7 separate regions of the Mus musculus genome follow, and regions 2, 3, 4, 5, 6 and 7 are each linked to region 1. The links are chromatin loops, found by intact Hi-C in ENCODE. Cell type or tissue: heart. All regions are shown on one strand.

Region 1 (4,000 bases):
TTTTTTTTTTTTTTTGGTTTTTTGAGACAGGGTTTCTCTGTGTAGCCCTGGCTGTCCTGGAACTCACTCTGTAGACCAGGCTGGCTTTGCACTCAAGAGATCTACCAGCCTCTGCCTCCTCACTGCTGGGATCAAAGGTAGATACCACCACACCCAGTTGCCTTTTTTTTTTTTAAACTAAGACACAATAGTCAATCAGAATTAAAAACTGATTGAGGCTCAACAAAAAAAACACAACAAGGGGGCAGCAAGGCATGCTCCCACACAGGACCGCTACCTACTTACTTTAGTGTCTTTTACATTGCAGGTTATATTCCCATTAAGCCTCATACATTAACTGCGTTTATCATTCCCATTTTTTTCTACATGTAGGCTTTTGGTGGGTTAACAGTTCTATATGACTATCCTTCATGACTTCTTTTATGTTTTGATTTTATTTCAAGGTGTCAGGGATAGAATCCAGGGCCTTGCTCATGGAAGGGTAAACTCTACCACCAAACTACCTCCGCAGACCTTACTCTTTTTGTTCCCTCTTGAAATCTTGAAAGGCGTGTTTATTAGAAATAGAGACGTGTATGTACAGTGCCCTCACCAGTATTTCTGTGCCTGGACTATCCCCCCATTCCTCCACCCCTACAGAGCTAAGTCCTGTTCACTGTTCCAGACACAGCTCTAGTGCTTCTTTCCATACAACTTTATAACACTTCCTGGTTGTAATATATGTTACTGAGATTTTAAATGACTGTGTGTTCTTTTCTTTTCCTACTTCATTGTGGGACACTCAGGTACAACAACAAAACCTTCACTACCATAGATACAAGAAAGTTTGAAAATTAAAAAAAAAAAACTAAAACCTCTCTCTTCAAAATAATCTTTCTTTAAGAAGGATAGTAGAAACAATCTAGGTTGTTTATTCAATTATTTGCTAGAACCCACAGTCTTCCTGACCAAATTCGATTCAGTTGATTGCAAACTCTTTTGAGTCCAGGAACTGTCTTAATTTGACATCACCCCATCTCTCTCACTTCAATATCACACCTAATTCAATGTTCTGCACACACTGTCTCAATACAAAGCCGTATTACTAAGTAATGAGGCTATAATTAAAACAAAGTTCAGACCCTAGGAAAATATTGGCTTGTAAAAGCATGAGTGTTGTCCGAGTTTAAAATAACCTCAGCATCTACAACAAAAAGAGTCAAAAGGAAGATACAATCCAGCATGTGGGAGGCACTGAATTCAACCCCCAGCACTTAAAAGAGGGAGAAAGGAGGAGAAAGGGGCAGAGGAAGAGCCTCAGAAAAGCGGCGCAGGGTGGGACAGGGATGGCTGTAACTTTACTGGAAATGGAGCACAAAGAACAAAAAGGGGTAACGAGCCTCCGTTTAGTTTATGCTCCCAGAGCGTGACAAGAAGCCAAATACCCAGTTTTAGAAAAATATTTAATCAGTGATGGTGGTCTTCGGAACCTCATTTTCTAAAGTAGAAAGAGATGTCATTAATCAAAGATCCCAGTCCACAAGAAGTCCAGTGCGCGGTTCAGACCTTCTCGTGTCCACAATTAGCACAGGCCACAGATGATCAAAATACTCTCTTCCAGGAGAGTACAAAAAAAAAAAAAAAAAAGTGGCACAGGTCAGGTCCCAGCCTCCTTTCTCTGCCCTGGTTGAGAGGGTAAAGCCTAAGTGTGGTTAAATATGTGAGTTGTGAAGGAGTTTGGAGATTGCCCCAGCTTAAAGTGGTGACCTTCTCACCATCCTAGATCGTACAGACAACTGACAAAAGAGTGAAGTCGCCGATGGGAAGCCGCTCTGGGACTCACCTGGGTTTCCAGGGCTGGGGTTCGAGCTCTGGAGCTCCGCAGGGCGCAGGGCGGCAGCGATTGACCAGCACGCAGCCTCCGCGCTCGCACACACAGAAGAGTCTAGGCGCAGGCAGCGGCAGCTCCTCCCTCGACGGCTTTCCCAGCCCACAAAGTCGCCCCGCCCTCCTCCGAGGCCCCCACTTCCGGGCGATGCCAGGGCCCGGAAGCTGGGCCGACTAGGGAAATGGTCCACGTCACGTGAAAGGGAGCACGCGCCGGGAGCTCCTTGCGCCCCCTGGTGCACGCATGCATTCTCAGCCAAGATGTAAAGTTAGGCGCTTGCAGTCGCCTAGGCTCCCAACCCCAGTGCCTAAGACAAACGCAACAAAACGGAGGGAAAGTACTTGAATAGTGAGGGCTTGCCATAAACCACCCATAGATTGTCCTTGCCAGCATAAAATATCATAGACCTGGCAAACCGTCTTTACTTACTAAACTAACTCCAGACAGGAAAAATCAGAACCAGGAACTTCCCCCTCATCCCTCTGATGAAAAATGGCATTGTGGTTTGGCGGGGTGGCTTGTTCCTGTAATCCTAGCACTTGAAAGGAAGGCAAGAAGATGAATTGAAACCAGCCTAGAGTTCCTAGCCATACTGGGATATAGAGTAAGAGCCTGTCTCAAAGAAAACTTTCTCCAGGCTGAAGAGATAGCTCAATATTTAAGAGCATTAATAACTCCTCTTCCAGACCATGCAAAGCAGCTCACAACAGCTGGTCCAGGGAATCGATGCCCTCTTCTGGCCTTCTAAGGCACTGCCTACTTGTGCACAGATGTCCATGCAAACAAAACATCCATACACAAAAAAAATAAATCTACCCAAATGATAGACTGCTGCTGTAAACTGAGCTCTAAACCCACATAAATGATGTAGTACACACACGCGCGTGCACACACACACACACACACACACACACACACGATTTTCTCAAATAAAACATAACGACATCATTCAACGGGGTTGGCAGTTCCTTGAGTTTAATCCCCTGCAGGAAGATGTTTACCACCAAATCTGCTGACCTGAGTTCCATCCCTGGTGGAGGGAGAGGACTCCCACAAATTGTCGCAAATTGTCCTCTGGTCTTTACGCTTGGGATAGTACATAGAGCACACCCACAAATAAATACATGTAAAATAAATAAAAATGGACTGGAGCGATGGCTCAATGGCTAAGAGCACATACAGACCCAAGTTCAGATCCCTGAATTCACAGTGTGATAATGTGTAGCTGGGTTGTTACTTTGTGGGCTCTTCGATTTCCCATCCTTTATCATCCCCCCAACTCCCCAATCCCTGTTTCACCACCTATCACTAGATAGGAGAGAAAGGATAGGAGGGGAGAGAGAGAGAGATCCCTGGAACCAATTTCTTTCTTATTTCTTCTGTGAGCACAACCACTAACAAACCAAAACCAAACCTCCTGAAAGACTACCAACCACAAACCAATCTATCGGGGCACTAGCATTTATATACCCAGAATGCCAAATGTCACACAATCACAGAAACTATCTGCAGCTGGCAAAACCATGCTTCTGCTAGAGTGCCAGGCAAATCATGCACAGCTGCTGTGGATACTGCGAAGCAGTTCCATATCCCACGTCTGGGATTAAAACTAAAACACATTCCTATATTTCTGTGTTGACTAAAAAAAACCAAAACTCCAGAATTCTCAGTACAATAATGGGTCGTTCACAACAACTGTAACTCCATGCCCTCCTGTAAGGGGGGCGCCTAGCACCTTCTTCTGAACTGAGGTCACTTACAGCCACATGTGCACATAATTTAAATTTTTTTTTCTAGTATAAAGATTTATTGTGGTGGAAGGAAGGACTTAGAAGAGGGGTAGAGGCAGTGAAAGGGGGGTGGTGAGAAAGACAGGAAGAAAGGCCAGCTGGGAACATGTGGGAACAGAGAGAGTGAAGTCTTAAAATTACATTTTAAAAAGAAACTAAGGCAACTTATAAGTGGGCTCCCAAATATCAGCAAACTGAGTTATAGGTGCAAAATGATTGGTGTTGAACTAAAAGAACATCACTATTCACATACATTTGGCCACTTGGGACACATTTTCCCTCAATACAATTGTCATGGAACTAAAAAATTAAAAAACTAAATAAATCATTTGATGGGGGAACC
Region 2 (4,000 bases), 51 kb before region 1:
GTTTTACCTTGGAATTGAGCTTTCTTTGATTTTTGGACTAGAGTTCCGAACCTAAGTGTCTTTGAATAACTGACAATGTCTTTGTGGACGCATGATTACTGATCAATATTTTTTAAGATTTCTTTGTTTTTATTTATGTGACTGTAAGCCTGGCATTGTGTGTGCTCCATATGCATGCTTGATGTCCACAGAGTCCAGAAGAGGGCATCAAATTTTCTGAACTTGGAGTTACAGACAGTTATGAGCTAACATATGGGTGCTGGGAACTGAACTCTGGTCCTCTCCAAGAACAGTAAGTTCTACAGTTCCTATTCACTAATATTTATAATAATCAGAATGTTGGTTTATCCTAATATATACAGTGTTGGTAAGAGGGCATCAGTTTGAAAAACAACCAGTGTGCGTGCTCCCTTTTAACAAAAACCTTAAGTAATCCTAAGAGGAACAAGGAATGCGTTTATTGAACCACAGGAGGACTTTTCTAACTGCTAGCACTTGCAGATCCTTCTCCAGTATGTGCATGGTGTGTAATGCATATGTATTTATGTGTTCCCATTTGTGAGAGCACATGCTTGCAGGTACATGTACTCATGTGTGGATGGCAGCGTCCACCACCGCTGTCCTCAAGCACTCGCCACTTCATTTTACGCCCACCTGGGATTTACATGGGTGCAAGGGACCCAAACTCTGGTCCTCTGTTTCTCTTGCTTGTGCAGCAAACACTGTACGCACTGAGCCATCTCCCCAGATCCCCGGGGTCACTGTTAAGGGCTACTCTATATAAAGAGAATAAAGGGGGAACAAACTCCAAAAGTTAGCGCGCTAAGTTCCAGGTTAATAAGGCATTAACCTTTGCAGCCATTCAATTCTTGTATCTAAGAAAATTTGATTACATTCCCACTTCAAAAAGGCCAAACAATCGCAGAGAAAGATCTTCACATTATCGGCCCATGTTATGTTTCCTTAGAGCAGACCACTGGGGTGATTCAATTAAACTTCAGGTTAATCCCTTTAAAGTCTACTGTGATAGCTCTAGCAGGACAAGCAGAGATATTATACTCAATAACAATATAATTTCAGACAAAATTCCCAGAATGAATTTAAACGCTAAAGCTAAAAAGGTAAATAATGATATTCCATTTATTTCCGATTTAGAGACTTCCTGGCTCTCCACTCTCTTTGAATTAAAGCTTCAATGTCTTCCACTGCTGTATGATTCAATAGAGTAGCCTCACTCATTTCAACATCACAGCTTTATTACCTCATTCCAAACACTAGCAAGGACTCCTTGACTTAGTCCGAATTTTGTTCTCCCAACCCTGCTTTTAAAATTGGCTTCCCAGAAGCTGTAGATATAGGTCAGTGCTAGAGTGTTTGTCTTGCATGTGTAAGGGCCTGCATCATTTACACATAAAGACACCAACAACATGGTATATATAACCTCACAAGTTATGATCCAGAAAATTTAAACCTTTAAATTCTTTGAAAAGTGATCAGGATTTGTGTATTTCCATATTGAACTACATTCTGACTATAAATTATGTCTGGACAAAGGCAGACACCATTTTATAAATGGTGCGTAGAAGAAATGAATCCACTTTTGAGGGCCTCTGAGACAAACAATTGGAGGCACCTCTATAAGGAAAAAAACCCATAAAACTACAAATAGCAAAATTCTATACAAAAATAAGTAGTCTGAATATAAAACAAAAATTACAAGTTACACTGGGCCATTGAGGTACAAGCCTGTAATTCCAACACTCGCAAGTAGAGGGATCCAGAGTTGAAGGCCAAGTGTGTCCACACTTTGGTCTTCATTCTTCTTGAGTTTCATGTGTTTAGCAAATTGTATCTTATATCTTGAGTATTCTAAGTTTCTGGGCTAATATCCACCTATCAGTGAGTACATATTGTGTGAGTTCTTTTGTGATTGGGTTACCTCACTCAGGATGATGCCCTCCAGGTCCATCCATTTGCCTAGGAATTTCATAAATTCATTCTTTTCAATAGCTGAGTAGTACTCCATTGTACTGTAAATGTACTACATTTTCTATATCCATTTCTGTTGAGGGGCATCTGGGTTCTTTCCAGCTTCTGGCTATTATAAATAAGGCTGCTATGAACATAGTGGAGCATGTCTCCTTACTGGTTGAAACATCTTCTGGATATACGCCCAGGAGAGGTATTGAGGGATCCTCTGGTAGTACTATGTCATGACACTTTGCCCCTTCTTAGAATTGGGAACAAAACACCCATGGAAGGAGTTACAGAGACACAGTTTGGAGCTGTGACAAAAGGATGGACCATCTAGAGATGCCATATCCGAGGATCCATCCCATAATCAGCCTCCAAACGCTGACACCATTGCATACACTAGCAAGATTTTGCTGAAAGGACCCAGATATAGCTGTCTCTTGTGAGACTATGCAGGGGCCTAGCAAACACAGAAGTGGAAGCTCACAGTCAGCTATTGGATGGATCACAGGGCCTCCAGTGGAGGAGCTAGAGAAAGTAACCAAGGAGCTAAAGGGATCTGCAACCCTATAGGTGGAACAACAATATGAAATACCCAGTACCCCCCCCCCCAAGAGCTCCTGTCTCTAGCTGCATATGTATCAGAAGATGGCCTAGTTGGCCATCAGTGGAAAGAGAGGCCCATTGGTCGTGCAAACTTTATATGCCTCAGTATCGGGGAACGCCAGGGCCAAGAAGTGGGAGTGGGTGGGTGGGGGAGCGTGTGGGGGAATTTTGGGATAGCATTGGAAATGTAAATGAAATAAATACCTAATAAAAAACAAACAAACAAACAAAGAGTTGAAGGCCAGCCTGAGCCAAACAGCAAGCCTGTCACACACGTACATGCAAATAAACTACAAATTACAAACTTCTTTTAAATCTTTTTTTTTACTACATGTGTGTGAGAGTGAGTGAGAGAGCAAGGGAGTGAGTGAGAGAAAGAACACAAATTATAAACTTTCCAGAGATAAAGGTTTAGTCAGGTATGGTGGTACCTAGCACTAGAAATAAAGAAGCCAGTGGTTCTCTAAGACTTGGAGGCTAGACTATACTGAGAGTTCCAGAACATCCAAGGCTACATAGTGACAGTCTGGTAAACACAGAAAAAGATGTCACAAACTTCCATAAAACTAACATTTTAATTAATGATATCTGAAACATCTCTATAACTAAGTTTCTTTACCTATACTTTCAACTATAGTTATTTGGTCTTGATGATTTTATAAAATAATTCCATTTTTCCTGCAGACTGTCTGTTCTATAATGCTGGTGACAGAATGCTGTATCTATCCCTAAGCATCACTAGTCCTAGAATATTTGTTCAGCCATTGTTTGAAAGATCCTTTCCAGCATTACAATTAAACATTCAGTTTTCATAGCTGCTGGCAAGTTGGAGGAAAGTCCTGAGTTTCTTTCATACATAAGTTATAAGATTTCAGGGCGTTTCATAATCCCTTGTGCAGTGACTAATCTTATATACTCTCTAAGGTAATTCTATTCTTTATTTTTTTATAAAAATAGTTATATACAATGATATAAATTTATGTAAAATTATAGTTTTCTATCAGGCCTAGCATCTACATGCTAAGATCCTTGGGGAGGCAGCACAACAGATAGGGAGTCATTCCTATACCATAATTCCTAATGAAAGCCTCACTAAAAAGATCTAACCAAGGACCAACCACCCAAAGCCAAATAGCCTAGTAACCTTAGCTCAGTATATCTCCAACTCGACCAGCCCAGCCTCAGATCATCCAAACGTTCATATATACTCCAGCCATTCAACACAAAGGGAGCCTTTGTTAAGAGGGAGAGAGGAAGTGGAAAGGACAGTAGTCTATTAAAAGACTGTTAAAATTGCTTTTGCAAACTGTACAAACCATGACCGTGGGCGTCGTAGTAGCATATATTTGCAATCCCTGCCCTTAGGAGACTGAGGCAAGCTCAAACCCTGCCTTGGCTACACAAAGAGAACCTATATCAT
Region 3 (4,000 bases), 160 kb before region 1:
TGCATCTGAAAAGGTCAGCCTCAAGCCAGTAGTGCCTGTCTCCCTCACAGGATGAATCTTTTGTCCTTAGAACAGAATGAAAAGTTAGCTAGAACCTGCCCTTTATCTATGATTAGGGTGGCTGGGATTTCTGCTCCATCCTGATTATTCTATCCCATTTGGGGTAACATTAAGTGTTTTGCATGAACATAATACAGTGGGTTGGTTCTGGATATCAGCCCAGGAAGAGAAGGCCACCTACCAATATTGGCTACGATAAAATAAGTGCCTGTACAGAAGCCAGAGAACCTCTGTTCCCTTACATGTGTTAGTATCTAAAGGATGCCCTCACTTGAACTGGCCCAAATCTTCAAAGGGACCAGGATTACTGCCAATCAGTCATCCACTTCCAAAGAAGGTCAAGCAGGCAGAGTAGTCAGTCACTGCGACCATCAATGGCCCTTAAAAATTCCCATCCTTGGGTCCTATAGTTGTTACATGAACAACCAGGCCCATCAGTTATGTATCTAACCATCATCCTTGACTCCTGGCAAAAAAAAAAAAGTATACATTATGAAAGGCAAAAAGGAGAAGACGCATACACCCTAGTAATTCTTTCAGGTAAGGGAGAAGCCAAGTTAAGTCAGTGACCTGGGACCCACATGTGCCACGTGCGTGGGAGCCTTCCTCAGTTCTGACATCCTGCTTCTCTAGCCACCTCTCGAGTGAGGTTACAGGCCTCCAACTCCCGGCGGCCACACCCTGCATGTGTCACAATCCTGATGCAAACCCCAGGGCCAGGAGTCCAACCGCAAGGTAGGGCAGCAGAGGCCTGTTATATAAGCCATACAGAGCTTCATCCAGTGGGCCTCACCCTCCCACCCACAATTCTTTGGGGAGAGGGACCTCCACTCGAGAGGACTTTGAGCAACATCTTTTGGGAAAGAAATCATTTGTACCAGGACCAATGAAACGTGGGCGGTTTCGGATTCGTCACGGATGGTCCAAGAATCTTGGGGGAAGGGAAACTAGCTAAATGACCTTTCAAGGTCCCTCAGCAGGGGCCTAGAGATTTGCAGGATAAGTACTACGTCCATTCTCGCTACAAGAGATGAAACTGCACTTCAGAAATGGGAAAAAGATTGAGTCCTGAGAATCTGAGCCCTTTATCAGTGGGATCAACTCCCTAAAGGACACATTTGGTCGCTTTTTAAGCTAGAAGCAGTTAGGACGCAGAAAAGCAAACTCAGACACAGTCTCCGCCCCAATGAGGTGAGAGGAACAGCCTTAACCTCCAAACCCAGGACCCCCAAGACCCAGCTGAAAAATAAGTGCAACTTAAGGTGATGGGAAAACCGTGCTTGCCACGGCCAGAGAGAATGTGGCCCCGAGGGCTTGAGGGCAGCAGTACGGAATTACCTCATCACGACCCGCTTCCCCTTCACGTCCAGCTTGTCCAAAGTCAGCTTGTTGGAAAGCGACATTTTGGCAACACCGTGAGGTCGAAAGGCCCGGAGATGAGGAAGAGGAGAACAGCGCGGCAGACGTGCGCTTTTGAAGCGTGCAGAATGCCGGGCCTCCGGAGGACCTTCGGGCGCCCGCCCCGCCCCTGAGCCCGCCCCTGAGCCCGCCCCCGGACCCACCCCTTCCCAGCCTCTGAGCCCAGAAAGCGAAGGAGCAAAGCTGCTATTGGCCGCTGCCCCAAAGGCCTACCCGCTTCCATTGCTCAGCGGTGCTGTCCATCTGCACGAGACTAGTGAGACGTGCTACTTCCATTTGTCACGTCCTGCACGACGCGAGCTGCGGGGCGGGGGGGAACTTCCTGACTAGGGGAGGAGTAGAAGGTGGCGCGAAGGGGCCACCAAAGAACGGAGCCGGTTGGCGCCTACCGGTGGATGTGGAATGTGTGCGAGGCCAGAGGCCACTTGTGTAGCGCCAAGTGCCCAGCGGGGCTGCTAAAGCGCATGCTCCAGACTGCCTTGGGAAAAGCGCCTCCCCTACCCGGTAGAATTCCCAGGCGCCTTTTCTAGACCTTTGCAAATGTCATCCCCTTTTGGAATCCTCTGCTTTCTCAGCTCCCAAATGGAAGTCTACATAAGGTCTTACTTAGTAATCGAAACCTCTCAGAAGTTAAAAAAGGACCAGGCCTTCCCCTCCCCCCTTTTATAATAAAAAGTACAATGTAATTGCTGTGGTTACATTATTCATAATGACGAATACATATAGCATGTGTCATGCTAACTAACAATGCTCATAAAATTCCTAAGTACGTTCTGTTATTAAAGATGAAGTAACTGATAGACAAAGATTTAGTGTCTTATCAAGACTGCAAAGCATCTAAGTGATCATTTCAATCCTGGGCCACTGTGATTTCGACTGCTTTGGGAGTGTAGCTCAGTGGTAAAATGCGGGCCAGAGGCCGTGGATCCAATCTCCAGCACTGTTTAAAAACAAAAACAAAACTTTAAATCTCTACTGACACTCATTTGGGCTAAGGACGGTGCTCAGTGGTAAAGTGCTTGCCTGACGGTCTGAGACAGGACAACTAGTTAGGAAATTGAAGGGCACATGAGAAATGGAAGCCCTTGTTCACTCTCCTGGTTTTTTCTTTCCACCTCTCTCACTGGCAGATATCCAGGAGTGACTGGCCAAAGCACCTCTGGAAGTTACTATATTATGTGAAGTAACTCAGAAAGACAATACCATGTGTTTTCTATCCTATGCAGCTTTTTATATAAGCATATACATGGAGAGGAGAGACAGGTCCAGGAAAGGGAAACAGTTTTAAGAGAACAGAGGACGGAAAAAGAACTGGGTAACAGGAGCCACGTGACATGGAAGAGACAAAGGACTGCAGGAATGCTGAGAGCCCCCATGGTTATCCAATAGCAGTAGTGCAGTCTGAAATCGGATACATACAAGCGACTTTACACAGACTGAGAAGGCTGTCCTTACATATTTAAGTACACACACACACACACACACACACACACACACACACACACACACGAAAAAAAAGCCATAAATTTTGAGGTCTGCACCTTTCCCTGCTAACTGATCTCACTGACCCTACATTTTGTCTTTCTGTTTTATTAACAAGCTAACTCTCCACTCTGAATCCTGGTGAGATTCTTTTCCACGGTGGATGGCAAGGTCTCTGGGCGCATGAAAGCATCCTACCTGCCCAGGTTCTGAAGGAGACTCCGTAGTGCCAGCAATACTGAACTGAATGCCCTAATGCCAGCTACAGATCTCTACATATAACTACCTTTTAATTTGTGTTTATCCTTGCGTGTGGGGTTTTTTGCCTGCATGTATGTCTGTGTTTAAGATAAACATTTGTTTTTGCCAATCCTTTCCAACTTTTCTTCCTTTTCAACCTTACTGGGAAACAACTCCTGGAAGTTATTTCCAAATGATTCTCTGGACTTCCTACCATTTAGTAGCATTCCATTCTGGCTCAGTTATCATTGTAATGAGTCAAACTGTCCTTAGATAAGGTAGAACTACAATATTGACTGTCAAAGGGGAAACTATGCAAACATAGAGTGTGACTCCCTAACTTAATGATTCTTCCCAGTTATTAAGCACTTGCTGTTTGCCAGGCACTGGTGAGGGCTGAATATACATGACTCACTACTCTGCATAAGAACTTTATAGCCGGGCATGGTGGCGCACGCCTTTAATCCCAGCACTTGAGAGGCAGAGGCAGGTGGATTTCTGACTTTGAGGCCAGCCTGGTCTACAGAGTGAGTTCCAGGACAGGCAGGGCTATACAGAGAAACCCTGTCTTGAAAACCAAAAAAAAAAAAAAAAAAAAAAAAAAAAGAAAGAAAGAAAGAAAAGAAAAGAAAAGAACTTTATGAAGTAAGTATTATATCTTAAACACAAGAACACTGAAGATTATAAAGATTGGGAAGCTTTTTCCACTACTGGCCTAAAATGACAAAGAAAAGCAGCCAACAATGAGACAACAGAAAAACCTGAAAAATAGAAAAATCTACAATTATACACGTGAGGC
Region 4 (4,000 bases), 65 kb before region 1:
TCCAGAATTGGTTCTGAAGATAACTGGACTAAACTAGGCATATACTAAAGCCCATGGCATGGCATATTTTCAGTGAATGGATTATGTAGTGTATGAGTTATATCTTATCTTGATAAAATTTAACAAAGAAAAAAAGAATTCTATTTTCGGTTGTGTACATGTATATGTTCATGTGTGGGGATTTGTATGTGTGTGCACCCATATGCACGAGTGTGGGGGGGGGGGCAAGAGGCTGAAGTTCGATATCTGCCTTAATTGCTCTAGTTTATTTCCTGAGATGACTGAAGCAGCTTCTCTAGGTGAACACAAAGCTCGTTCTTTTCTGGCTTCCAAGAGCCAAGTGTGCACATAAATTAGCTGTTAAGCCATTTATCTGTCCAGCCCATCTAAAATATTTGAAGTAAATAAGGGCTAGAGAGATGGCTCAGGAGTTAAAGAGTACTTGCTGTTCTTACAGGGGACCAAGTGGGTTGACTCACAATTGCCTGTAAGTCCTGCTCCAAAGAATCTGACATCCTCTTCACACACAGATGCGTAAATAAAAATACTTTAAGTAAACCAAAAAGATAAGTAAATACCTCTCAAATTCCTCCATAAAAGAAAAAAAATTTTTTTAAAAAAGACTGTCTTAATCAATTTGTTTTTCCAGGAAGCATTTATTCAAAACCAAGTAAGGTGATTCTTGATAAAAAACCAGCCAGCTGTGTCCTACCAATTGCATTCCGTTCCTTTCCTCTAGGCTCTGTGGGAGTGAACCATGGAGAAAAGCAACTGTGTGGCCACTAGCTCTCCCCGAACAAAGAGTCTATTCAGAACCTGGATTCTAGAAAGCTTATCATTTCTCCTGTAGATAATTCTTGGAAATATCCCATGCAAGAATGTAGTTCAATGAGTGCAAAAAGCCTCCTTCCTGTAAAACAGTTCTTAGCGAGTAATGGTGTCGTTATTTCAGGAAAGTAGCCACAAGCTCTCAGTCCCAACCAGAACGCTATCCCCAATTAATAATCATTCCCAAAGGAAAAACGAGTTTCTCTAAGTCTTGCTGAATATAAATCCCACTTAAGTACAGACCCCAGGCCTACCAGTAGATGGCCAACACAAAATTAACTCAAAAGTAGTTTTGGACGTTGGTTGTCTCAGATTGCTTTGTTTGGCCATTTTTTTTTAACCTTACTGCTTTTTTTTTCCAGTATATTATGGTTTCCGATTTGATGGTTTGTGTGTGTGTATGTCTGTGTGTCTGTCTGTGAGCACGTGTATGCCTTTCTCATGTGCTTTCTTAGTTTCTTTTTTGTTAGTTTGTTCATTTTGCTTTGTCCTTGTTTGTCTATCTTTTCTATTTGCCTGTCTGTTTTCTTCCCCCTCCCCGCTACCCCAGCCCCCTCTCCCCCTGCTGAGAGCAGGAGAGATTTATTGGGGGCTCAGTCAGCACGTGGATGCCAGAGGGTATTAGCAGAGGAGGGAGCTGAGGCAAGAACAGGGCTTGTTGCCATAGGGCTGCGCCAGAATCTGACACTGATTCTGTGACCAGTGCACCCAGTGCAGGTACGGGGAATTTCCCGGCTCAGTGTAATCACAGGCAACTTCCTAAGGGTGCACAGATGGAACAAACTCTGTCAGAGCAGAGACCAGGGAGCTTTGGGTGCCTGTCTGTTTTCTTAAGAGAGAGAAAGGAGCTGGAAGAGTGGGGAGGCTCTGGAAGGAAATGAGGGAGGGAAACCATAATCAGAATATATAGTATGAAAATGACTATTTTCAAGAAAAAATAAATACACTTTATTTTTAACCCATTAGTTCTTTGAGAATTTATACAACATATTTGAACATATTAACCCTCTCTTCCACAACTCTTCTTATATTCCACACCCTCTTCCCTACCTACTTTTTGTATCCTCTGTTTTCTTTAAACCCATCAGGTTCAATTTCTCTTCTTTACACTGGAGTACACAGTTTTATCTTTGTCTTTTATTCCCCTCCCTTCCCTTTCCTTAAGAGTGTGTTTCCCTATGTACTCCACGATGGCCTCAAACTCCCAGGAATCCTGTCTCTGCCTCCCAAATGCTGAGATTATGAGCATGAACCACCACACCCCACTCTTTTTAGTGCATTTATGTACATGTGGTGTTCAGAGGATGGCTTTCCGGAGTCAGTCTCTACTTCACCCTGAGGGTCACAAAAGCCTAAACTTATCAGCAAGCACCTTTACTGCATGAGCCATCTTGCAAACCCCACCCCCTTTTTAGTCTTTAAAAAGATAATACTTCCATTTTATGCTTGAAGAGTACCTTATCTTCATGTTTCCTTCATATACCCAATTTTCCAAGTTTTCTGTGCAGGCCTCTCCAAGTTTCTGTTGGAAGTTTAGTAAACATACAAAAGTTCTTACTTACAACAAGTTCCAAGATGCCGTTGCCTTCCCCAGCGTTTTCCATCACCATAGCTCCAAATCCAAGCTCTCGAATAAACTCTGCTATCACTCGGGGTTGGATAACAGCTGGGTTATATCTTACTTCTGCCTTGCCAGCCATTAGGGCAACAAGTACAGAATATATTCCTGGGAACATTGGTAAGAAAAACAAAGTAGGTTATAGGCTTTATAAAAAAAAGAATAATGCTAAAACTACTTTTCATATTTTTCATTTAACTGCAAAAGTATGAAAGAGAAGTTGCCAAAATTTACTAATCAACTTTTTATACAAGTCTTAAACCCAAACAATTTAAAAACTGTTTTAAAAAGTGGCCTTAATACCTTAAACTTATTATACAAAAATTTAATTATGTATTTGTAAAAGGGGCAATATTACCATCTTCACGTGCCTTCACTAAGCTTAAACAATTATTATCAACAACATCTGACTCAGCTGTTTGTGTTTAAGGCAGGGGCTCACTATGCAGCCTTAACTGGCCTAGAAACTGCTAAGCAATTGAGGCCGGCCTTGAAGTAGAACTCACAGAGAACTCTGCTTGCCTTTGTGTCCCGGGTGCTAGGATTTAAGATATGCACCACTATATTTGGCTCATCTTTTTATATTTTTTTCTAAGAGACAGAATCTTGCTGTTACTCAGGCTAACAAAGAACTCCTAGATACAAGCTACCTTCCTGCCTCCCAAATGGCCACAGCAACTGCGTCTTATTTATCTAAATTCTTACTGAGTCTACTTCCCTCTACCCAGATGATGTTGAAGCAAATCCCAAACATCTTATCACTCTGTGTGCAAATTTTTAAATATGCATCTCCAAAAGATAGACTTCTTACAAACTCAAAATCGTAGAACATTTGCTTAATATGAGTGATGTTCAATCACACACCACGTAAACATCATTTTCACATCTAAAACCATATTCTTAAACTAGGATCCAAATAAGATCTATATAATATAATGAGACAAATTTCTATATTGAAGAAAGAAAACACTTTTAGAAACTAAAAAAAAAAAAAAAAAAAAAAACCCTGGGCTGGGCTGTAGCTCAGTTGGGAGACTGCTTGCCTAGAACATGAGACCCTGTGTTTCATCCCCAGCATCCCATAAAAAAGATCACAGTGGCCTGTGACCCTAGCACTTAGGAGGTAAAAGTAGGAGAATCAGGAGTTCATGACTATCTTTGGCTACATAAAGCATTTGAGGCCAGCCTGGTCTACATGAGATCCTGTCTGAAAAAAACAAAACAAAACAAAACAAAACAAAACACCAATTCCCTTTCTAAGAGAAAGGAATTTATACACTTGGGAAGTCATTGTAAATATAGTCAAGAATCTAAAACTATACCAATATACACATCATAGTATTGTCAAATGACAGTCATTTAAAAATTCTCAAGTTTTACTATCTCATATTAACCTCAAAAGGTGCAACATAACTTCTTTATAATGTAAATAAGTTCACTACAAAAAGAAATGCTGTTTCAGATTCAAACTTTGGTTAATAATTTCTACTTCTCTAGGCCAGCTATAGCTATGACTGCCAGGAAGATAAGAAACAGCACACAACAAAAAATGGC
Region 5 (4,000 bases), 140 kb before region 1:
TTTTTTTAAGATTTATTTATTTATTTATTTATTTATTATATGTAAGTACACTGTAGCTGTCTTCAGACACTCCAGAAGAGGGCATCAGATCTTGTTACAGATGGTTGTGAGCCACCATGTGGTTGCTGGGATTTGAACTCTGGACCTTCGGAAGAACAGTCCGGTGCTCTTACCCACTGAGCCATCTCACCAGCCCCATTACACTGGATTCAATACTTTTTTTTTTTTTTTTTGATTTTTTGAGACAGGATTTCTCTGTGTAGCTCTGGCTGTCCTGGAACTCACTCTGTAGACCAGGCTGGCCTCGAACTCAGAAATCCACCTGCTTCTGCCTCCCAAGTGCTGGGATTAAAGGCGTGTGCCACCTCGCCCGGCCCTTAACATTATTTTATAACTTGATCAGTTTTCAACTTACAGTACACTGGCACTTCTTTCCATTTTGATAAATACATACTTGATATTCTCATTGATGAGACTTATATAGCACCCTACTCTATGGACATATTGTAAATTATTTTAGCATATTTAACATTATTATGATCTCCAAGTTTTCACCATTACAAAAAAAATAAATAAATAAAAGGTCAGGCCCAGCAACCACATGGTGGCTCACAACCATCTGTAATGGGATCTGACGCCCTCTTCTGGTGTGTCTGAAGGCAGAGACAGTGTATTCACATAAATATACAAATCTTTTTTTTTTAAGACATTTTTTAAAAAATTTAAAAAGAAATAGCTTTATGGCTGGAGAGGTGGCTCTGAAGTTAAGAGAGCTTGCTGCATAAATGCTCTTTACTCCAGCGTCAAGATTTCTGACGCAAGCCGGGCGTGGTGGCGCATGCCTTTAATCCCAGCAATTGGGAGGCAGAGGCAGGCGGATTTCTGAGTTCGAGGCCAACCTGGTCTACAAAGTGAGTTCCAGGACAGCCAAGGCTACACAGAGAAACCCTGTCTCGAAAAACCAAAAAAAAAAAAAAAAAAAGAAAAGAAAAGAAAAAAAGAAAGGAAAAAAAAAGAGTTCTGACGCCCTTTTGTCCTCCTTAGGCACCAGCAATGCACTCACAGGCACACCTGTGGGAGCGCTCCCTTGCAGCGCCACTTCCTGCCCTCCACTGCCTGGCAGCACACCCCTCCCTTTTCCTTTTCTACCCTCAAATCCAAACACAAAACTTAGCACTCTGTGTGCCATCCACTCCGCACACACTGTCCGGCAGGTCAGTCCTATATATTAATTATTAATAAATTAAAGAGTAATAAAAATGGAGTGAACGAGGTTGGGGAGATGGCTAAATGTGTAAAACGCTTGTTCTTCAAAGTCGAGGACCTGAGTTTAATCTCCAGCACCCACAGAAAAGCCGAATGTGGCAACCAGAATGTATAATCTCAGGGCTCGGGAGCCAGAAACAGGACGATCCCTGGGACTTGCTAGCCAGCCAATCTAGTCAAAGCAGCGAGTTCCAAGGCCAACGAGAAGCCCTGTCTCAAAACATGATGACCGGAGGATCTACCAAGGAAGACATTAACACGGAACTCTGGCTCACGCACACTCAAGCACCCCCCTCCCCCACCCCCCCACACACACACACTTTGGGATTTCTGACCTCTAGGACTGTGAAGAATACATGTCTGTTGCTTTAAGTCACTGTGTTCGTAATAATTCGTTATAGTGGACACAAGAAATTGATACACACTGTGTTGTTACCTGCTTATCTGATAACAGTGGAGTGCTTAGGCGGCTCATTAAGAAAGAACAATGGGGCCCAATAGGCTGTCGAGGGTTCTACTTGGTGCCTGCTCCAGCATTGCTTGGTTGGTTATTCCTCGGATGACCAGCAGGTGGAGGTGCTATACAGGAGATGAAGAGGAACTTCCTTCCCGTTCACATTCTCCCTGCATTTTTATTTCTTTTGAGGCAAAATCTGTGTCCCAGGCTGCCCTTTAACTCACTATGTAGCTGAGAATGGTCTTGAACTGCCTGTTCTCTTGCGTCCATTTTCCAAGACCTAGAATTACAGGTGTGCCTCACTCTACCCAGATCCTCGTTAAATAGCTTATTTTCATCCTTCATACCCTAAAATCAGAATCTTCTTTCTCAAAGCAGCATGTTTGGCCCTTGTGCATCTTCAGGCTGTAGAAAATTTAGATTCCAGAAATTAGATTGGGCATTTCTCTTTCTCCCTCCCTCTCTTCCCTCCTTATCTTTCCTCCTTTCTCCTTTTGTAACAGCATCTCGTGTTCTCTGCTAGTCTAGAACTCATTGAGCAGCCAAAGCTGACCTTCAACACCAAACCCATCTGATTCCACCTCCTGAATGCCGAGATTACAGACACATCCACAACAACACCCACTTTGTGTGATACTGAGGTTTAAACCCAGGATTCCAACCCTGTTAAAACAGCACTCTTCTAGCTAAAACTACAGTCCCAATCTCTAGACTTGGCATTTCAAAAACTGCAAAGGATTTTTGAAGTGTAGCCAAGGCCATACTGTGTTGCCCAGGCTGGCTGAGACCTTAATCTTCCTGCTTTAAGCATCTTAAGTATTTAGGAGTGCAGGAACATGCCACCATGCCCTGCTGAAGAGCTGTTAGTATTTACAAAGCTTTCGATGCTGGAAAATTGCAACCTTTGATCTGGCTCTGTTGGTATATGCCTGCAATCCCAGCTACTTAGGAGGCTGATACTGGATGACTCCATTTAGTTCAAGGCCTGTCTGGGATGAAGAGGGGGTTCAAGGCAAGCAGGAGGAAATTAGTGAGAACTTGTCTCAAAAAGAGAAGTCAAAAGAGAGCTGTGGATATAACCCATTGGTCAATTGAGGCCCTAGGTTTTATGTCCAGTATAGTAATATATAATCAAATACTGTGCTCTTTGGAGAAAATGCTCCAGGTTTGTCTTTATGGCCCTTGTGCATCTTCAGACTTAGCTAATAACAAGATGGACTAAGCTGGTAGCCATTGTATTTATAGTGGCTTCTCTTTAATAATGCCAACATCAAACATGGTGCTCCTTCCATGCCAGTTCCTTCTGTCATGAAGAAGATGGGTTTCTTAGCTAGTGTTTCTCGGACAGAAGTGCCACTGATCCCTGCTATGTGTTAGTTCAGTTAATCCTTACAACACTTTAGAAGATGCTGTTTCAGGGATGCCATTTTAATAGATAAGACACATGAAGTTTAGGGAACTTTAATATCAGAATTATTTACTGAGAAAAAAATACAAGCCCCAAGTCCTGGTCATCTGGGTATCAATTTCTGTGCTAATGGAAGGGATTTGGCTTCTGGCCATCTTTCTTTTTGATTCAGCACATTGTGTATCATTGATTTGATCCTTGAGCCATGTATCACATGACATTGTAATTATCATTTTATACAGAGAGAGATGTTGTATTAATTGCTGCAATCATCACCTTGATAATCTACCTGGCAAAGGCGGCCTAAGGATCTATTTTGGCTCACAGTTTGAATAGAGTCCATTATAGTGGAAAAGGCACAGTGGTAGAGTGCAACACTGCACCAGCAGTCCGGGAGCAGAAGGAAATGAACACTTCTGCTCAGCTCGCTTTCTCTTTTGTATGCAGCCTAGCTACCATCCCATTCCCACCACAATGGACCCCCAACTACAAATTGCCAGAAGCCTCCCCGGGAGTTTGTCTCCTAGGTGATTCTAAATCTATCAAGTTGACAGCCATTATTAACCATCAAATATGTTTTTTTTTTTTCTAATTAGATAGCAAATTTCTTGAAAAAGAGGTTAGCAAACCTTGACACCCACCCAGAACCTGGTGCTGTGCTGTGTCATTACTTTTTACTACATACTTGTTAACGTGTGATTTGAGGGTGTTCCATAGTTAGACCTTAAGTCAATGAACCTTTGATTGCTGTGACAAACTCCCTGAGGAAAAGCGTCTTAAAGAAGGAAGAATTAGCTTTGGCTCACCATTTCAGAGGCTTCAGTCCCTGGTTGTTTGATTCCAGTGACTTTGGCCCTGTGATGAAACAA
Region 6 (4,000 bases), 140 kb before region 1:
AAGCATTACCCACTTTAAACAAATGCAAAACTAGCATGAAACTGAGGTTTGGAAAAGCATGAAAGCCACTCAGGTAGGCCACAGATTCACTTCCCAATGGAGAAGTCTCTATCTGCCCCTCCTTTCAGTATTCATAGGGAAGAACATTTCAGTTCTTCAAAATAAATTAAAGCTTAATATATTTCTATCTTTAGTAGCAGGAGGATGTTTTTCATTAATTAATTTACTTATTCATCACAATGGTTGCCTCCCTTCCCACTCTCCCCTCACACAGTCCCTCTCCATTTTTACTCCTTTTCCCCTCTGAGAGGGGAAGAAACACCCTCCCCCAAACACCAGGTATCCAACATCAAGCCTCTGCAGGGCATGGCACATCCTCTCCCACTGAGGCCAGGTAGAGGAATGGGATCCACAGGCAGGCAACAGAGTCCAAGTCACAGATGGTCTCTGCTCCAATTGTTGGTGGACCCACATGAAGATCAAGTTCACATCTGTTTACATACGTGTAGGGGCACTAGGTCCAACCCATGTATGCTCTTTGGTTGGTGCTTCAGTGTCTGGGATCCCCCAAGGGTCCAGTTTAATTGACTCTGTTGGTCTTCATGTGGAGTTCTTATCCCCTTTGGGACTAAGAGTTTTTATTTTTATATTTTTATTATGATTTAACCCTTTCTACTTCAGATTTGTTTGAAGAAAAATTATATAATAATAACTTTCAAATCTGCTTTTTAAAATAGAGCTCAATGCTTTCATTAAAAATTAAAAAGTGCTTGGAGCTCTAGTAATTTAGTCTAGGAAATGAATTTTCCCTGTGTCCTGGCTAGTTACTATTTTTTGTTTTTGTTTTTGTTTTTCGAGACAGGGTTTCTCTGTATAGCTTTGGCTGTCCTGGAACTCACTCTGTAGACCAGGCTGGCCTCGAACTCAGAAATCCACCTGCCTCTGCCTCCCAAGTGCTGGGATTAAAGGCGTGTGCCACCACTGCCCGGCTGCTAGTTACTATTTAACATATAAGAATACGTAATGCAGGTCCCTGTGAAGTTGAGGATGCCTTGATCTACAATACCACCCATTCCAAACCATAAACAAGAGAGACAGCAGCACATTTTATTAGTGATGGCAACAAACAGTGCTTCATTCATTAAATTCATCATCGTCTTCATCATTATTGTATGCGAAGGAGACACAGACAGAGACGCAGAGAGAGACATTATAGAGTCCGTTCTCTCCTTACATCTTTATGTGGGCTCCAGGAATCAAACACAAAGCCGGGCGTAGTGGCGCATGCCTTTAATCCCAGCACTCGGGAGGCAGAGGCAGGCAGATTTCTGAGTTCGAGGCCAGCCTGGTCTACAAAGTGAGTTCCAGGACAGCCAGGGGCTATACAGAGAAAAAAAAATCAAACAGAAGTCATCACATTTTTGAGGGAAAATACTTTTGCCTGCTGAGCCATCTTGATTGCCCTCATATTTCTTTTTATTGAGTAAGACTTTATTTTTATTTTATATGTATGGGTTTTACCTGAATGTATGTCTGTATACTCTGTGAGTGCAATGTCCTCAGAGGCCAGAAGAGGAGGCCAGATTCCATGAAACTGGAGTTATAGATAGCTATGAGGCAGCATGTGGCTTCTGGGAACCAAACCCTTGCCTTATGAAAGAGAAACCATTTCTCCACTCCACTTCTCAGACTACCTCGAAGGTGCAGGATCATTTTGTTGCAGCAAGTGTCCACCCCTTGACTGAACTGATTCATAGACACTTTAGGCATATGCCCACTGGTTTTCTCTGTAGAAACTTATCTTGTGTGGGCAAAGCTGATATTGTAGCTCATAGTAACAAGAAAGACCTCCTTCATGAACACATAACCCATGTCCTCACACAAGGCCCCAAACCATGAAGGTCCTTATACTTGGTTGGATGCTTTCAAGATCTCTAATCTTGAAATTCTGAAAAACCTTAAGCTCACTGTGTATTCCAGCCAGGCCTTGAACTCACAGAAATATGTCAGCCTCTCCTTCTAGAGGGTTGAGATTAAAGGCACGTGCCACCATGCTCAGCAACATTTCCAGTTTACACAGAGTCCCCCAATCTCTCCAGTACAAGAACAAACATACCGTTCATTCTGTTTCCTAGAATTTGCCTATTTCAAAAGCTCTCCAAAACGAAGTCAGTTCTTGTAGTTAACTATTTACCTTTTCTGTCAAGAAAGGCTCGACCCCTATGCACCTAAGTGTACTTTCCTATTAGCCCTCAGCTATCATCATCTTCCCAGCATTGGAACTCTCGTGTTACATAGTTTCAAGGACTCTTGGCCCATTGACCAGTGTGCTATTCGATGATCTTAGTCTTTTTGATGTTATGTGAGATAAGCTAGTTTCAGTAAAATAAATGTGTCATGTTAGTTATGTTACATCTTAGTCTATGTTTTGTTTTTCCTGCTGTGAATGAATCAGTAAGAATGAGAAGACAACAATGTCCTCTCAATCCAAAATAATTTGTTCTTATGCCTACCGAGATGATTTGAACTCCTCTTCTGCCTGGCATGCAGGGAGGGCAGAAAGGGATGGATGCAACCCTGGGGTGGAGAGAGCAGTCGTGCAGTGACCAGATCAACCAGACAGGTGAAGATTGCCCAAGACCAGGAGAGGAACACAGGCTTGCACGTCCCTTCCATTACTCAAGAGCTACTCCGCCCCCAGAGAGTTGACAGACGATCAGGAAGGAGTGGGAGTGGCTGGTTTCAGCAAAACTACAGTGCCCAGCACTGCTCAGAAGCTGCAGAGGCTCAGGCTCCCAAGCTCCAGTTTGGACAATGGGTACATTGTTGGTGACTAACATGGTTAAAAAAAAAAATGGGACACTGTCCCCAATTTTTTCTCTATGTATAAAAATAGTAGAAACTAAGTTGTACATAGTGGTGCATGCCTGTAATCTTAGAAAAATGAGGCCACAATAAGATCTTGAGTTTCAAGCCAATATGAGCTACATAACAAGAACTCAGTTCAAAAAAGGGGAGAGGATTTTCTTTCTTTTTCCTTTTTTCTTTTTTTTTTCTTTTTTCTTTTCTTTTCTTTTTTTTTTTTAGTAAGTAGTAGAAAGGACTGGAGTTCATTACGATACCATTTATTTGGGGGGGAGGGGGTGTTGACTAGGGCATCTTGAAGTACATGCCTGTTATCCCAGATTTAAAAAAATGTCTTCTTCAAGTCTCTTCCTCAACAAGCTGCCCCTAGAATCTTGTAGATAAGGGGAGAAACTGGAAGTAAGTCAGCAACTTAGGTGAAAGCTATTTCTGGGAAAACAGTCTGAAATAGACAGCACTGTCCTCTCTAAGCTGATCTGATTTTAGGTTCCTAAGGTGTCACATACAACAGGAATTTGTAGCACTTTTGTACAAAATACCTGTTGTCAGTAAGATGATGTGGACCCATTGGCTAATGCCCTGTTCAACTTTAAGAACATTCAGTTGAGAAGGGTTCTGAAACTTCAAAACACAACACCAGTCCAAAGATATAGTACTGGTACTAGAAACAACATGAACTGGTCTTTTTACTGGAATCCATGTGAAGTTTCCATTATAGTTTCTGCATGAGACTCCATAAGTCAATTTTTCCTCTAATTCAGAGCACAAGAGCTAGGGAGAGTGATTGTATTAGATCTATCAGGTTTTGGAGAAAAACTTCTTGATAGATTAGCAGAGCAGTAAGAGTTGCAGAAGATATCAGCCAACCTACTTGGGCAAAATAAACTTCATAAAAATGCCATCTCACTAAAAACTTCAAATCTCTGAAGAAAGAAATTAAAGAAGATCTCAGAAGATGGAAAGATCTCCCATGCTCATGGATTGGCAGGATCAACATTGTAAAAATGGCCATCTTGCCAAAAGCAATCTACAGATTCAATGCAATCCCCATCAAAATTCCAACTCAATTCTTCAACGAATTAGAAGGAGCAATTTGCAAATTCATCTGGAATAACAAAAAACCTAGGATAGCAAA
Region 7 (4,000 bases), 60 kb before region 1:
ATCTATCATCAAGGCATCTAGGGTTAGGGCAGCCTAAGTACCAAACTTAAGACTTTGGTCTCATTAAACATAATCATATATTTATACGGTTAACTAAGGTACTATGCTATATTATTGATATACCTATAAAATGTATATAAATTTATAGACTAAAACATTTGAGCAACTACAGAAAAACAGTGGTGTTGATTTTCAAAGATTTTGTAACCTGAAGTTAAAATACACAGTACTAGGCAACTTGGATCTTACAAGGAAAGATCAGAGGTCAAACTGCTAGAGGAGACAATATAATTCTACACAAATATGGTTTGGCTCTGCTGTTTAATCTAGATAAGACAATACCTAACTTATTCATTATCACTTTTTAAAACAGCTTTAACAAAAAATTTAGTTTCTTAAAGGCTATTATAGCCATGGCTCATAATAGTAATGCTATGTATTTCCTTCTGCTATAAACTTTTTAGTAGATTTCACTGGCACTAAAATGGGATTGTAAAAGAAATAACACTAATTAAAAACTTCCAGAAATTCAGGGATGTATTGTTCATCAAGGATGATCTTTGGGAAGGAAGCCTTGGAAAGACTTCAAAGCATGGCCATAAAACACAGATTGGACAGAATCTGGAAATAAGGGACATAAAAATAACAACACTTACCTTCTTCTCGTCTTAAATTGCGTTCAATGTTTGCTACACAAGAAGCACAGGTCATCCCAGAGACCTGTATGTAACACTTGTTCTGAACTGACGTCATCACATTTTCTAGCTCATTACTTGAGGGCAAAAGAGGTGTTTCCAGTGAGGGCTGAGCTATCACTACCAGTGGCTCTTTCATGTCTGCTGGAGAGAGAAAGGTTCTTTTCATTTATTCTCTAGCTTACACCTTGTCAAAAGTCACAGCCACACCTCTAGGCCTGCCAATGCATTTCTATAAAATCAGCAAGGTCCTAAAAGCTCTCAACAAATATATTGTTATTACCCATTCCCAACACTGACTTTGAATTTCTTTACTGTCCACCTCAGGGGGGTCCCAAGAAAATCTGACTCAAGTGAGTACAAAAAATTTAGTTATGTCAGATTCTTCTAGCTATTATCTCCAAACCCAACCCCGAGTAGAAAATAACCAGTTACTAGACAGTTCTTGTGCTTGTATTTAACTAGCCTTATCATGCTGACAATTTGTACCCTGGCATCAAGGGAATCTTCCTTTATCTACAGGAGATACTTTTTAGTGGGTGCATGAAAATATCAATAGTGCTGTCACCTATGTGTATATGTATACATATATGTATGTGTATTTGTATGTGTATACACACCTACACACACACACACACACACACACACACACACATATGATACAGTTTAATTAACTAATGAGGCATAATAAGTGTTCAACAACTGATAACAAAATAGAATAATTATAACAAATACTGTTAACCATTGAGCTATCTCTCTAGCCTTCTCACATAGCTTTATGTATAATGTATATACAAAATGTACAAAACCGTAACCACCATATTGGTCTGCTTTTAAGTGTGGGGTTTTTTTTAAAGATTTATTTATTTATTATATGTAAGTACATTGTAGCTGTCTTCAGACACTCCAGAAGAGGGAGTCAGATCTCGTTACAGATGGTTGTGAGCCACCATGTGGTTGCTGGGATTTGAACTCCGGACCTTCGGAAGAGCAGTCAGGTGCTCTTACCCACTGAGCCATCTCACCAGCCCCCAAGTGTGGGGTTTTTGTTGTTTGTTTGTTTGTTTGTTTGTTTTTCAAGACAGGGTTTCTCTGTGAAGTTCTGGCTACCTGGAACTTACTTTGTAGACCAGGCTGTCCTCAAACTCAGAGATCTGCCTCCCCCTTTCTCATGAGTGCATGCATTACCACGCCCAATTGTGCCTTTAAGTTTTTAGGTTCTGGGTTCAAGGCCAACCTGGTATACAGAGTGAGTTCCTAGACAGTCAGGGCTATACAGAGAAACCCTGTCTCGAAAAACCAAAAAAAAAAAAAAAAAAAAAAAAAAAGTTTTTAGGTTCATGATATCCTTAGGCATTTTTTACACACTCGTAACTATTGCCAAAGGACTCCTCTGTAAGAAGTGGAATTTCAGTCAGGTATGGTAGTGCATGTCTTTAATCTCAACATTAAATGGGTAGAGACAGGTGCCATCTCTGTGAGTCCAAGGACTGTCTGGTCAATATAGTGAGATTTATAACAGCAAGGGCTACATAGTAAAACCTATCACAAAAAAGGTGAAACTTCAGTGACTGTGAATCATTTCTTGATGCTAAAAGCCAAATGAAGAAACAAAATAGGAACAGAAAAAATGTTAAAGATATCAAAGAAACAGTGATGATTACCTGGCAAGGCAGCATCAAATCCCATGTCTTCAATTGCTTCTCGCAAGGTTTCTGGAGAGGTTAGTAGAGGATCAAATTCAATAGTCCCTGTGCTGTTTGCGAGGGACACGTGGATGGATTTTACACCTGGCTTTTTTGATATTACACCCTCTATAGACTGCACACAAGAATTACAAGTCATGCCATTTATGTTTATCACAGCTTCTTGGGTCAGAGGCTGGCTAACTATGTTCAAAGGCATCTTCTGAAGAGATGAGCTGGAGGGAGAGCTGGCGGTACTTTCAACTTCACTTGCAATACTAACTCTGTATTGCCCCGGTGAAATGGCCTCTATTGCCTTTCTCAGCATTTCTGGAGTGACTAAGCTTGCATTGTACTTTACAATGGCTGACCTATTCTCTAAAGAAACTACTATACTGCTTACATACTGGAGTGTAGATAAAGCACTTTCAATATTGGACACACACGATTTACAATGCATGCCCTCTATGGTGAACATGGTTGTGGAGTCACTGGGATATGATGGGCTCTTTTGCTGAGATCCTTCTGAAGATTTGACCGGTGTGTTCTTCAGGCGCTCAACATCAATGGCTCCCAATTTGAGGTACTTCGGCTGCTTTTTTATGAAGGCTGGGAAACCCACGGCTTCAATCTGCTTCTTTATTTCCTCTGCTGTGATGAGATGAGGTTGAAAAACAATAGTAGCTTCTTGGTTGTCTAGGGACACTAATTATAAAACAGAAACATATTCAAGTTAGTTATTCCTGGTCCCCTTCAGAGTCAATCGCTCTTTCTCACTCTTCTCAATGCTTTTCCTTAGATGTTGTTGTGCTTTTCAGAAAATGGGATTGACATACTTTGGAAACAAGCAACATGACCACTGCTCCTATGGTCTCCATGTTTCTGCATCACTCCAGTACAAATATATTAGAGATAAAATATGCCTAAGGCAGCCTGTTCAGGAAGCCTAAACTCCACAAATCACTACCACAGTGCCTTTCCTGCTAAACTGAAGTTCAACTCTCATAACCTTTCATTATAATCATTAACTTTACTGACATTAATCCTGGGACTATGCTACACTTCTAACTTCAATGAAGCAGGAAGCAATTCTAGGCCCACGGATCTGAAACTCATACTTGGGAAGAAAGCAGAAAGTTTAAAGATCAAAACAAAGAATAGCTTTATAAAATGAGCAAAAAAAAAATTACCTTTAATGCGCTGAACACCTTGCAGCTTTCCAACTTTTCCTTCAATGGTGCTAGTACATGAATGGCAGGTCATCCCTTCCACTTTCATCTTCAGCATGACTTCCCCTGCCTGAGGCGTGCTGTGCTCTTCACAAGCTCCTGACTTTTTCTCCTGAGTTCCCATGTCTAAACTGAGGTCTGGGACCAGCTCCACAATCTGACTGGCACTCACCACAGATGGAATTATGGTGACTACTGCACTTCTTTGCTGAGGGGAAATCTTAACACCAGTCACACCCTTGGTCTTGAGCAATGTACTTTGGATATGGTCCCAAGGCAGAGTCAGTGGAGCAGTAACAGTCAGGAACACGGTATTGGTTAAGACAGGGAGGGGGTTAGCATTGTGGAGAAGAGCATCAAAGCCCATGTCATCGATAGCTTCTTGGAGGGT

The links. Peaks named below come from ENCODE experiments on the same cell type or tissue, not always from the same donor. Only the 100,000 strongest peaks of a DNase experiment are listed, where the experiment ranks them.
Region 2: it touches region 1 in a loop (3-fold over the local background); 3 of 42 quality-filtered maps call a loop at or near these places.
Region 3: a loop joins it to region 1, with 4 times the contacts of the local background. A loop is called at or near these places in 21 of 42 quality-filtered maps.
Region 4: it touches region 1 in a loop (3-fold over the local background); 14 of 42 quality-filtered maps call a loop at or near these places.
Region 5: a loop joins it to region 1, with 11 times the contacts of the local background. A loop is called at or near these places in 39 of 42 quality-filtered maps.
Region 6: it touches region 1 in a loop (11-fold over the local background); 39 of 42 quality-filtered maps call a loop at or near these places.
Region 7: it touches region 1 in a loop (3-fold over the local background); 6 of 42 quality-filtered maps call a loop at or near these places.

The regions. Positions count from the first base shown.
Region 1 is chrX:106,025,202-106,029,201 of GRCm38, reverse strand. It overlaps Atp7a (ATPase, Cu++ transporting, alpha polypeptide), which reads right to left and starts at 1,978. Exons shown (of 23, transcript NM_009726.5): 1 at 1,823-1,978. In heart, CTCF peaks have their summits at 2,096 (motif pointing left) and 2,622 (motif pointing left); a DNase peak (open chromatin) is centred at 1,991; H3K4me3 peaks cover 2,487 bases; H3K27ac peaks cover 1,065 bases.
Region 2 is chrX:106,075,818-106,079,817 of GRCm38, reverse strand. The region is part of intron 2 of Atp7a (ATPase, Cu++ transporting, alpha polypeptide); the gene reads right to left. Among named protein-coding and RNA genes, the nearest start is that of Atp7a, 51 kb to the right of the region's middle. In heart, a CTCF peak has its summit at 1,765; no DNase peak of the experiment used is centred here.
Region 3 is chrX:106,184,714-106,188,713 of GRCm38, reverse strand. It overlaps Pgk1 (phosphoglycerate kinase 1), which reads right to left and starts at 1,614. Exons shown (of 11, transcript NM_008828.3): 1 at 1,399-1,614. The coding sequence starts at 1,463. In heart, a CTCF peak has its summit at 1,872; DNase peaks (open chromatin) are centred at 803 and 1,773; H3K4me3 peaks cover 2,492 bases; H3K27ac peaks cover 3,315 bases.
Region 4 is chrX:106,090,638-106,094,637 of GRCm38, reverse strand. Atp7a (ATPase, Cu++ transporting, alpha polypeptide) reads right to left here. Exons shown (of 23, transcript NM_009726.5): 6 at 2,391-2,554. Among named protein-coding and RNA genes, the nearest start is that of Tlr13, 51 kb to the left of the region's middle. In heart, no CTCF peak of the experiment used is centred here; no DNase peak of the experiment used is centred here; H3K27ac peaks cover 255 bases.
Region 5 is chrX:106,169,102-106,173,101 of GRCm38, reverse strand. No RefSeq gene overlaps it. Among named protein-coding and RNA genes, the nearest start is that of Pgk1, 16 kb to the left of the region's middle. In heart, a CTCF peak has its summit at 1,820 (motif pointing right); a DNase peak (open chromatin) is centred at 1,821; H3K4me3 peaks cover 754 bases; H3K27ac peaks cover 663 bases.
Region 6 is chrX:106,162,889-106,166,888 of GRCm38, reverse strand. No RefSeq gene overlaps it. Among named protein-coding and RNA genes, the nearest start is that of Tlr13, 22 kb to the right of the region's middle. In heart, a CTCF peak has its summit at 1,571; no DNase peak of the experiment used is centred here.
Region 7 is chrX:106,085,174-106,089,173 of GRCm38, reverse strand. Atp7a (ATPase, Cu++ transporting, alpha polypeptide) reads right to left here. Exons shown (of 23, transcript NM_009726.5): 3 at 3,571-4,000; 4 at 2,360-3,085; 5 at 657-836. Among named protein-coding and RNA genes, the nearest start is that of Tlr13, 56 kb to the left of the region's middle. In heart, no CTCF peak of the experiment used is centred here; no DNase peak of the experiment used is centred here.